Linked DNA regions of Homo sapiens: region 1 is linked to region 2. The links are chromatin loops, found by intact Hi-C in ENCODE. Cell type or tissue: IMR-90. All regions are shown on one strand. Each heading gives the region's core, and the rest is flanking DNA. Links, peaks and the distances in the headings are about the cores only.

Evidence for each region. Peaks named below come from ENCODE experiments on the same cell type or tissue, not always from the same donor. Only the 100,000 strongest peaks of a DNase experiment are listed, where the experiment ranks them.
Region 1: it touches region 2 in a loop (6-fold over the local background); 13 of 110 quality-filtered maps call a loop at or near these places.

The regions. Positions count from the first base shown.
Region 1 is chr17:7,894,519-7,900,570 of GRCh38, reverse strand. CHD3 (chromodomain helicase DNA binding protein 3) reads right to left here. Exons shown (of 40, transcript NM_001005273.3): 8 at 5,963-6,052; 9 at 5,421-5,654; 10 at 5,029-5,232; 11 at 3,277-3,488; 12 at 2,469-2,600; 13 at 1,976-2,075; 14 at 1,369-1,560; 15 at 1,028-1,228; 16 at 538-675; 17 at 160-281; 18 at 1-13. Among named protein-coding and RNA genes, the nearest start is that of CHD3, 8.8 kb to the right of the region's middle. RefSeq lists an enhancer at 5,624-6,052. In IMR-90, for the core only: a CTCF peak has its summit at 2,599; a DNase peak (open chromatin) is centred at 2,570.
Region 2 is chr17:7,741,472-7,746,471 of GRCh38, reverse strand. DNAH2 (dynein axonemal heavy chain 2) reads right to left here. Exons shown (of 86, transcript NM_020877.5): 12 at 3,330-3,544. Among named protein-coding and RNA genes, the nearest start is that of DNAH2, 26 kb to the right of the region's middle. In IMR-90, for the core only: CTCF peaks have their summits at 215 and 2,718 (motif pointing left); DNase peaks (open chromatin) are centred at 431 and 2,721; H3K27ac peaks cover 326 bases.

The sequences.
Region 1 (6,052 bases), core at 1-5,000, 150 kb before region 2:
GCCCTCCAAGTTGCTAAGAGCCAGAAGAGAAGAAAATTAACAGGTCGGCAAGTTCCTTGCCCCTGATCTCAGACTTACCACCTCAGATTAATCCTCTACCAGCTCATTTTATCTGCTCCACCTCTCATCTCTGCCAACTACCCTTAGGGAACCACTTACTTAAATCTCTCTGGGGTGAGGAAGTTCAGGAGATGGAAGAGCTCCTCCAGATTATTCTGCAATGGGGTTCCTGTCAGCAGCAACTTATGATCTATCTTGTAACCATTGAGAACCCTGAAAAACTAAAAGATGGGGCAAGGCAAGGCAGGAAAATGGGCTTATTAGTGACAAGTGACCGACCCACAGCATCAGCCTTTCCCTGCCCCAGCTCCCATTTCACTCAGGATCAGAGGCCCCAAATCTCTGGCCCTCTCCCTCTTCCAACCTGGACGTCCTCCCAGACTACAGAAAATCCCCAGAATTTTTGTTGTTTTTTAGGACCAAGGCAAGTGGGAAGTCCACAACTTCAAGTTTTTTAGGTCTGGAAACCTCACTCACCTTGGACTGGTTGTTCTTGAGTCGATGGGCCTCATCTACCACAAGACAGGCCCAGCGGATGGAACCAAGTGCTGCCTGATCAATGGTGATCAGCTCATACGATGTCAGGAGAACATGGAACTTCACCTGTGCCTCCCTCTGCCAACATAATTATTGCCCATTCAGCTGCCACCTGACAACCATGCACCTACACCTCCAGAACCAGACACCTTGTCCTGACTGTGGCTCCCAACAGGAGCCATTACTCTGTTCTCCAAGCAGGGATTACAGACCATGGCTCCTAAACCTCTGCCCACATTTCCAGTACCGACAGATCCATGTATGCCCCTGGGAGTACCTGCCATATCTCTAGGATGGTAGTGCAGAGACAGGAGGACAGGTGGAGGAAGAGGAGAAAGGTGAGGAGGGGAATAGAGAAACTGAATTCCTGGCTGAGAAAAAGAAGTGACAGCTTTGAGGGTCTCAGAGGATATGAGGTAGAGGGTCTTACCTTCATCTTAAAAGCTTTCTTGCCCCCTTTGATGGCATTGTCCTCAAAGGAGAATTCATTCTCACGAATGATGGCCCGGCTGTCCTTGTCACCCGTGTATGTCACCACATAGAATTTGGGTGCCCACATCTGGAACTCCCGCTCCCAGTTAATGATGGTAGAGAGTGGGGCACTCACCAGGAAGGGACCTTTTGTGTGGCCCTGGGAGTCAAGAATGGGGGCAGCATAAGTCTAGGCTAGAGGCCGTATACCCTAGTCCTCTGCCAGCTACACCCCTTTATCTTCCCCCTCCCCACTTCCCCAGTCCAGGCGGTCCCCTTCAAGGTCCTAGAATCCAGCACCTCCTTGTAGAGTGAGTAGAGGAAGACGATGGTTTGTATGGTCTTGCCTAGCCCCATCTCATCAGCTAGAATGGTGTCAGTGCCCTGGGCCCAGGAGAAGCGTAGCCAGTTCAGCCCTTCCAACTGATACATGTGCAGGGTGCCTCCAGTGGCTGTGATAAACCGTGGCTGAGTCTCATATTTCACGGTAGGCTATAGAGACAAGAAGTCAGAAAGCTCAAGGAAATAGTCGGCGGCTCCTCCAGTCTTAGTCTCTTCCTCCCTGGCATGGATACCAAGTTGGATTACAATTCCCTCTACTATGGCCTGAGTTTACAAAAGTTCTCACATCTAGTCTTCAGCCCCTCCCCCTCATTCCTTAAGACAATATCCAGCAGCACCATGGGGAAGGGCCAGCTGGTGACAGAGCCACCAGTGGGCTATCTCTAGTGGCTCCTGCCCTTTCAGGCCAAAATTCTTAGCCACTCTTGGGGCAAGACTGGATGCTGAAGGAAGAGCTACTGTTCACAGAGGTTACTGAATCTCTGGGAAGTTCCATCAGTAGCCCTTGGAAAATCTTCGATCACCATCACTCCAGAAACAAGAAATGACAACTGAGAGGACTCACATCATTAGTGGGAGAACTGGGAGGCCCATCACCCTGTAGCTCCTTCTTCTTCTTCTTATACTTGCGGGGCTGGGCAGGGTCTTCCCCCATAATTAGTTCTCTGGAAAAAGAGTGGGTCTGAATGAGGCCTCATCCTTGGGAGTCCTACGCTTTCTTTTCTGAACCCATTCCAGACCTACTTCCCACTGTCCATGACCTAGATTTTCCCATATTTCCTTTTTCCCAGGCTCTTTACCCTTGCCCTTTGGATTTCACCTCAAGAGCCAGCCCTCCCCACTCTTGAACATCCTCTTCTCCACTACTCAGCCAGATCTTGTTTCTGTTCCTTACACTACCTCTTTAGCAAGCCTATCTCAAACAACCCAGCTCAGGTGGCCATTGCCCTGAACTCCAGGTTGAATCAGGCCCTACTGTACCCTCATTTTATGCTGGAGTTTTGGCTTTCATGCCCTCATCGTCAGAATCCCTTGAATCCACAAGCTCATTCCCTCACCGGTGTCTCCAGTAGCTTTGCTTATGTTCTTCGTATTCAGGGATATTCATTTCATCTTCCTCCCACGTGGACTGGTCATATGGTAAGTCCCTCCATTTTACTAGATAGTGGTAATTCCCCTTTTTATCCACACTGTGGGGCAGGAGGCCATGGGGAGGAGCAGGAGGAAAATATTGCACAGATCACAAACAGAAAGAAGGCCTGAGAAACGCAATTATCAGCAAACACACAAAATTTGTCACCCAACCGTCAACAGTGAGCTGCTGGAAGGGAGATTGGAATAGTTGACCTAGCAGCCTAACCTTCTCAGGATGGTATCCTAAAAATCAGCTATCACAAAACATTCCTGGAGATCCCTCCTTATCATTTGTTCACCTAATCACTAAGTATTTTCCTCATGGAACTCAGAGTCTCGTGGGGAAGGCAGCATTGAAATAACTAAATACATACCATTAAGTTTAGGCAGTAATAAGTACTATGAAGAAGAAACATTCAAAACACTGGTCTGGATGAATTATGTCTCTCATGTTTTGCTTTCATGCCCTCATCCCCAGACTCATGTGCTATGTCTTATGCCACTGGAGATGACAGGAGGCAAAGGACAAAAGAGGCACTGCCTGGCCGGATTTTCCTCCTGTTTTCTCCCGTTCCCCTGGAGGAAACAAGGCCAGAAAGGCTGGAGCTACAGCAGAGGTTATCAAGGTTAGATCAATTACCTGGTTAATCAGCAAATACTAACATGGGGCCATCACCATGGTAAGAATAATGTCATATACCAGGTCTGACTTCCCAGGGACCGAGGATTCACCTGTGGTTGATGATGCGGTGGACGGTCATCCACTCTGGCTTGATGCCAAAACGATAGTACTTCTCCTCCATCTCAGCATAGTGCGGGTCTTTCACTTTACGCTTGTCGCTCTTCCCATCATCCTCGCCGGAGCCATAGTCCAGGGGTGGGGGCTCATCCATGTCATTCTTCCGCTGGTAGTTTCGATACATAACCAAATGGAAGATTTCCAGCTAGCAGGGCACAGAAAAAAGGGAAAGAGATAGTCCTGACACTCACAGAGGACAACAAGGAACCGGGAAGAGGCCGGCAGGAGGAATGGGACAGGGAAAGGGAGCTATGAAAAAGGATGGATTGGCCCAGGCACGGTGGCTCATGCCTGTAATCCCAGTGCTTTAGGAGGCTCAGGCGGGTGGATCACCTGAGGTCAGGAGTTCAAGACCAGCCTGGCCAACATGGCGAAACCCCGTCTCTACTAAAAATACAGAAATTAGCCAGGTGTGGTGGCGCACGCCTGTAATCCCAGATACTCAGGAGGCTGAGGCAGGAGAATCGCTTGAATGCATGAGGCGGAGGTTGCAGCGAGCCAAGATCACACCACTGCACTCCAGCCGGGGCAATAAGAGAATAACAGGCGCGTCCCAGCACTTTGGGAGGCAGAGGCAGGTGGATCACCTGAGGTTGGGAGTTCGAGACCAGCCTGATCAACATGGAGAAACCCCGTCTCTACTAAAAATACAAAATTAGCCAAGCGTGGTGGCGCATGCCTGTAATCCCAGCTACTTGAGTGGCTGAGGCAGGAGAATCGCTTGAACCCAGGAGGCAGAGGTTGCAGTAAGCCAAGATCGTGCCACTGCACTCCAGCCTAGGCAACAAGAGCGAAACTCCATCTAAAAAAAAAAAAAAATAGAAAAAAAAAGAAAAAGGATGGATTAGAGATAAATGAGTCAAAGCCAAGACGGAGAATAAATAAAATGAAACAGATGCAACAGTTTCAGAAGACAAGGCCTGGGTGGGGCTCTTACAAGCAAGAGATAGGGAATGGGATTAGAAACATTGAGAATTTTTTTTTTTTTTTTTTTTTTTTTGAGATAGAGTGTCGCTCTGTCGCCCAGGCTGAAGTGCAGGGACACGATCTTGGCTCACTGCAAGCTCCGCCTCCCGGGTTCACGCCATTCTCCTGTCTCAGCCTCCTGAGTAGCTGGGACTACAGGTGCCTGCCACCACGCCCAGCTAATTTTTTTGTATTTTTAGTAGAGATGGGGTTTCACCATGTTAGCCAGGATAGTCTCGATCTCCTGACCTCAGGTGATCCGCCCACCTCGGCCTCCCAAAGTACTGGGATTACAGGCGTGAGCCACCACACCCAGCCGAGAATTTTTTTTTAAACAGAGATGGGGTTTCACTATGTTGCCCAGGCTGGTCTCAAGCAATCCTCCTGCCTTGGCCTCCCAAAGTGCTAGGATTATAGGTGTGAGCCACCATGCCCAGCCAGGAATATTATAAAACATGGAAAAAGACAGATAAGGAAGGACATGAAGTTAGGAAAGGCTATGCTATATCTGAGGGAAGGAAGCTAACGGAGACTGAGAGAAAGAGGACTGTAGACCAAAAGAACCACATATGGAAACTAAGCAAGTAGGGTATGAAGGCCACAGGCCTGAAATGAGAGAAAACAAAGAGTATGGGAACCCAACAAACAGAGGAGTAAGAGAGGGAGAGGATGGCAGGAAATGAGGTCATGGGGGAGAGGGAAAGAAAAGGTCCTAGTACCTGAAGCTCCTTGGCCCAGGAGCAGTGCCAGTAGGATAGTCCTACCCACTTGACAAAGAACTCTCGCTCTGATCTGCCTTGAAGAGGACGGGGGGGTGGGACATCTGGATTTCCATCTGCCTGTTGAGGGGCTGGCACTGCTACAGGTGGCTCCCCCCACCGCCAATGTAGGATCTTCTGCACTCGACCCTTCAGCACGGGGCACTTTGGGATGGACACGTACAAGGAGGAGGAAAGAAAGAGGCAGAAAGAACCCATTGTTAGATGAGAAGATAGGGGTCCCACAAGGGTGGGGGAGTGCAGAGAAATGAAAAGCTGGACATGTGGGCCCCAGGGATGGGGGAAGGGATCAGGCCTGACAGTAAATACAGAGGGGAGATGTTTCCACTCACTGTGCATCGGGGACACAGCCATTCACCATTGGGAATGTCAGGCAGGGGAGGGTTTAGACAATGAATGTGGTAGGAGGAGATGCACGCGTCACAGCACAGGAGCTCCCCGCCGTCCTTGCATACGCGGCAGTACTCCATGTGATCATCCTCCTCCTCCTTCTCCCCTTCTTCCTCTCCCTCCTCTTCGTATTCTTCTTCTTCCTCCTTGGCCTCCCACTGGACCCCCTCCTTCTCCTAGGGGGCCAAGGATAGACACACAGACAGATGGAAGAAATTAAGGAATGAAACTGGAAGATACAGGCAAAGACAGGACACCTGAATCCTAGAAGTGCAGAGAAGACTGGTGGGAACTAAGGAAAAGGACACTCCAGTTTCAGAAATGTTGATTGTGGGAGAAAGGAATACATTAGGATCCTAGACACTCGGACATCTGTTACTAAGAAGTCCAGCCATCTGGGGGCAGGAAGAGGGTAAGTGAAACCAAGGGGGAAAGAGATGGGTGGGTTCCTCAGGGCCATCAGATGCTGGCATTAGGTACTCACACAGTGAGGGCAGCTCCATTTGCCCTCTGGAGCCCGGTCAAGCTCAGGATCAAGGCAGACGAGGTGGTAGGCACGAGGGCAGGTGTCACA
Region 2 (5,000 bases), core at 1-5,000:
TCAATAATTTTATAATGGAAAAATTAATCATTTTGAAAGCACTTGGAATATATAGAACAATATGTATAGTACACTACTATTTATGCAAAAAAGGATACTTAAGTAGACATATATGTCTATTCCTGGAATATTATACAAGAATCTGAAACACTGACTGTCTTCAGAGTGAAACTGGGTCCCCTAGGGGACAGCAGAGGAGCAGGCTTTTCATTCTCTATCCTTTTGTAGAATGACTTTTGAATTTTACACTGTATGCCTATATTAGCCCTTTGTAAAGGTTAAAATGTTTTAAAAACTAAAACTGTTACATCACTCTGCTACATTTGTTTTGAAAATACTATCTTCATCAAGTTTTATGAGGCAATTGTTTTGAAGGGGGCAAGAATGCTTCTTGGTTGTTCATTCTTTGTGAGGACCTTTGCGTGAGTCATCAGCTGCCCGATAATGCCAGGAAAGGGTTTTTTAAGTAGATGAGGAAACTCAGGCTCAGAGAAATTCAATGGCCCGCCTGAGGTCACGTGGCAAAATGCTCCAGGGTTTGAACTTGAGACTGTTTAGCACTGAAGTTGATGCTGTATCTACTCTCGCTGGCTGACCCCTGGCGAGTAGAAGGAGGTAGCCACCAACCAGTGCTCACATATGGCATTTCTTTTTTCTTTTCTTTTTTTTTTTTTTTTTGTTTGAGACAGGGTCTGGCTTTGTCGCCCAGGCTAGAGTGCAGTGGCACGATCACAGCTCATTGCAGCCTCAATATCCTGGGCTCAAGCAATCCTTCCACCTCAGCCTCCTGAGTAGCTGGGACTACAGGCATGCACCACTATGCCCGGCTAATTTTTGTTTATGCCCCCACTGATCTTGGACTCCTGGGCTCAAGCGATCCTCCCGCCTTGGCCTTCCAAAGTGTTGGGATTCTAGGCATGAGCCACTGCGCCAGCCACATATGGCATTTTTTTTAAATTTAACTTTTATTTCAAGTTCAGGGGTACATGTGCAGGTTTGTTATATAGGTAAAATTGTGTCATGAGAGTGTTGTACAGATGATTTTGTCACCCAGGTATTAAGCCTAGTACCTATTAGTTAGTTTTCCTGATCCTCTCCTACCTCCTACACACACACAGCATTTCTTTACCTCTTGTCTCAACTTTTGTTTTCTCTCATATTTGAAATGTAAATACTTGGCCAGACACAGTGGCTCATGCCTGTAATCCCAGCACTTTGGGAGGCCGAGGTGGCCAGATCACCTGAGGTCAGGATTTTAAGACCAGCTTGGCCAACATGGCAAAACACCATCTCTAATAAAAACACAAAAATTAGCCGGGCGTGGTGGCGGGCGCCTGTAATCCCAGATACTCGGGAGGCTGAGGCAGGAGAATTGCTTGAACTCAGGAGGCGGAGGTTGCAGTGAGCCAAGATTGCGCCACTGCACTCCAACCTGGGCGACAGAGTGAGACTCTGTCTCAAGAAAAAAAAAAAAAGAAATGTAAAGATTGATCATTAGTGTTTAAGGAAATCCTGTTATTTGAATACAATCCCTTATTTCACAGAAAAAGGACAGCTGGTGAACTGTGTGCCCTCATATCCATAAACACCAAGGGCATCTGTGCGGCTCCCCTGACACAATAACTTTGGGGGTACCCAGCTCGATGGGAGAATGTGTCTTGCAGGTTCAACCCCATTATGCGCTTGCAAATGGCGTAACTAGGCTAACTCTGGCCTAGTTTCTCAGTCTTCAGAATCTTATCGTTGATTTATGAGGCAATGTTTACGTGGCTGTGCTTGGCCATAACTCACAAAACCAGGAAGCTCAGCAAAGCCAATCTCCAACAACTCTCACTACTCGAAGCCTTTTCTCAAACCTCTCGACCTAGCCATGTGCACACTCTGCTCCTCAACGGCTTCCTCATCCCTGCAGCTCCCAACATCCCTGTCCTCCTCACTGATGCCTCTGCCTCACCCCTCTCACCTGACACTCCGCTCTGCTTCTCCATCCTGGTTCTTTTGCTTCCTTTCTCAGCCAGAATGTGCCCTCTTCCCCTGGTTGGGCCACCTTTTGCTGCCCAGGACAAACACTCACAGTCTCATCTGTCCCTGGGACTCCGTCTCCACACAGCACTTCTCTGGCAAAGCCCCTCCTACATTTGGCCCCACAAGCATTTTTTTTTTTTTTTTTTTTTTTTTGAGACGGAGACTCACTCTGTCGCCCAGGCTGGAGTGCAATGGCGTGATCTCGGCTCACTGCAACCTCCGCCTCCCGGGTTCAAGCGATTTTCCTGCCTCAGCCTCCCAAGTAGCTAGGATTATAGGCACCTGCCACAATGCCCAGCTAATTTTTGTATTTTTAGTAGAGACAGGGTTTCGCCATGCTGGCCAGGCTCAAGCATGGACATTTTATGAGTGGAATCCAACACTAGTAGCCACAGCCTCAAAGCATCTTATGTGGACAGGAAGCCCCACTCCAAGAGTAGAGCTGTTGACTTAGAAAGCAGCAGCCTAACCTCCCTGAGGGCAGGGACTTGGCCGTTGTGTACATTCCCTGCCTGTTCCTATTTCAGTTCCTGACACATGGAAGGTGCTCACTATATATTTTTAATAAATTAGTTAATTGATTAATTACATTTTAAATAATTATAGTATGACAGTTTCATAACAATGAAGCTGTAGAAGAAGGCATGGTCTGACAGCCCCACCAACAGTCAGGAAAGGGACAGGGTTTGGGTGACTTAGCTGAGCCATTATGGCCATCTAGTGGCAGAACAGCGACATCACTGGTTTAGTCAGATAGTGGAGTGGTTTTTGATTTTTGTTTTTGAGGCAGGGTCACTCTGTCGCCCAGGCTGGAGTGTAGTGGTGTGATCTCAGCTCACTGCAGCCTCTGCCTCCCGGGCTCAGGCGATCCTCCCACCTCACCCTCCCAAGTAGCTGAGACTACAGGCTTGTGCCACCACGCCCAGCTAATCTTTGTATTTTTTGCAGAGACTGGGTTTTGCCATGTTGCCCAGGCTGTTCTCAAACTCCTGGGCTCAAGCGATGCGCCCACCTCAGCCTCCCAAAGTGCTGGGATTACAGGTGTGAGCCACCGTGCCTGGCCGATCATTGTTTTGTTTTGTTGTGTTTTAAGATAAGTTGTAAAATTAAAATGTTGATAGCAGGGTGGGAGGTGGGGAGAGACAAAAATAAAAGAAGAAAAAAAAAAGTAAAATGACGATAGCAAACATATTGTATGAGAAAGAGAGAGAATAATGAAGAGAGGAGTCAAAAGATGGGAGTGAAATTCTTGGGAGAGCTGCAGAAGGGGAGTATAGGGAAAAGGGGCCAGGTGGCTCCTGTACTTGTCAAAGTTGACATCCAGCATGCCCGCCTTCTCCTGGCTGATTCGCAGCAATGGGGTATCCAACCGCCGAATGCAATCCTTGTCCAGACTTGATGTCCACTCTTGGAAGGTTTTTCGAACCAGCTCATCAATGGCCTGGACCATCTGCTGATAGGTGTGCACACTCTCCTTTCCAGTCCCAATACGGGGCAGGAAATGAGCACCAGCAAGGCACTGAGGGGAAGAAGAACAGGTGGGTGGAGTCGGCCTGCCACCTTCCTCCAGGGGCCACCATCTCCCTGAGACCTACACATGCGCGCATGCGCACATACCCCAACAATATGCATAAGGCTTGCTATGGAGATGGATTGAGTTTTGATAACTTAGAAGGAAGGTAGAGTCAAAAAGGAAGGTGATAGGAAGAGACCAAGGCGCAATGAGAAAAGGAGTCAAAATGAGGAAAGAGAAGCACAGAGAATTTGTTTAGGAAAAAAAGCTGGGAGAAAAAGGTCAGTCACAGAAGGAGCAGGATATGAGGCACAAGGTTGAAAACCAGTATCAGCCCTTCCTAGCCTGGGCGTAGTCCACCAGGCCCAAACCAGCCTCCAGCTATCTGCAGGCTGCCTAACTCTCTACCAGCACCAGCTGCATGATGGCAGGTCACTACCTCAACAGCTTTCAACCTTTATTCCCAAAGGGTGTGTGTGTTCATTTGTTTGTTTTGTTTGTTTGTGACAGAGTCTCTCTCCACCACCCAGGCTGGAGTACAGTGGCGCGATCTCGGCTCACTGCAACTTCTGCCTCCAGGGTTCAAGCAATTGTCCTGCCTTAGCCTCCCAAATAGCTGGGATTACAGGTGCCCGCCACCACACCTGGCTAACTTTTTGTATTTTTAGTAGAGACAGGGTCTCACCATGTTGGCCAAACTGGTCATGAACTCCTAACTTCAAATGATCCACCCACCTTGGCCTCCCAAAGTGCTGGGATTACAGGTGTGAGCCACCGCACCTGGCCCCAGAAAGTTTTAAAACAATGTTTTTCTGTTGTTTCTTTGTGCTGTCTTTCCAGAGAGACCAGGCTCTGTAAGGGTGTCACCTGTCCAGGTCTCTGGATCATGAGGCTGTATCTTCTACTGACCCAACACCCCAGATACCGGCCCTATTCCTCCTCTGCAGCCTGATATGAAATTCCTAAAATGAGGCCGGGCGCAGTGGCTCATGCCTGTAATCCCAGCAATTTGGGAGGCCAAGGTGGGTGGATCACCTGAGGTCGGGAGTTCGAGACCAGCCTGACCAACATGGAGAAACCTCTTCTCTACTAAAAATACAAAATTAGCCGGGCGTGGTGGTGCATGCCTGTAATCCCAGCTCCTGAGAGGCTAAGGCAGGAGAATCGCTTGGACCTGGGAGGCGAAGGTTGCGGTGAGCCGAGATCACACCACTGCACTCCAGCCTGGGCAACAAGAGCAAAACTCCATCTCAGAAAAAAAGAAAAAAGAAAAAGAAGCCGGGCGCGGTGGCTCACGCCTGTAATCCCAGCACTTTGGGAGGCCCAGGTGGGTGGATCATGAGGTCAGGAGACTCAGACCATCCTGGCTAACACGGTGAAACCCCATCTCTACTAAAAATACAAAAAAATTAGCTGGGTGCGGTGGCGGGCACCTGTAGTCCCAGCTACTCGGGAGGCTGAG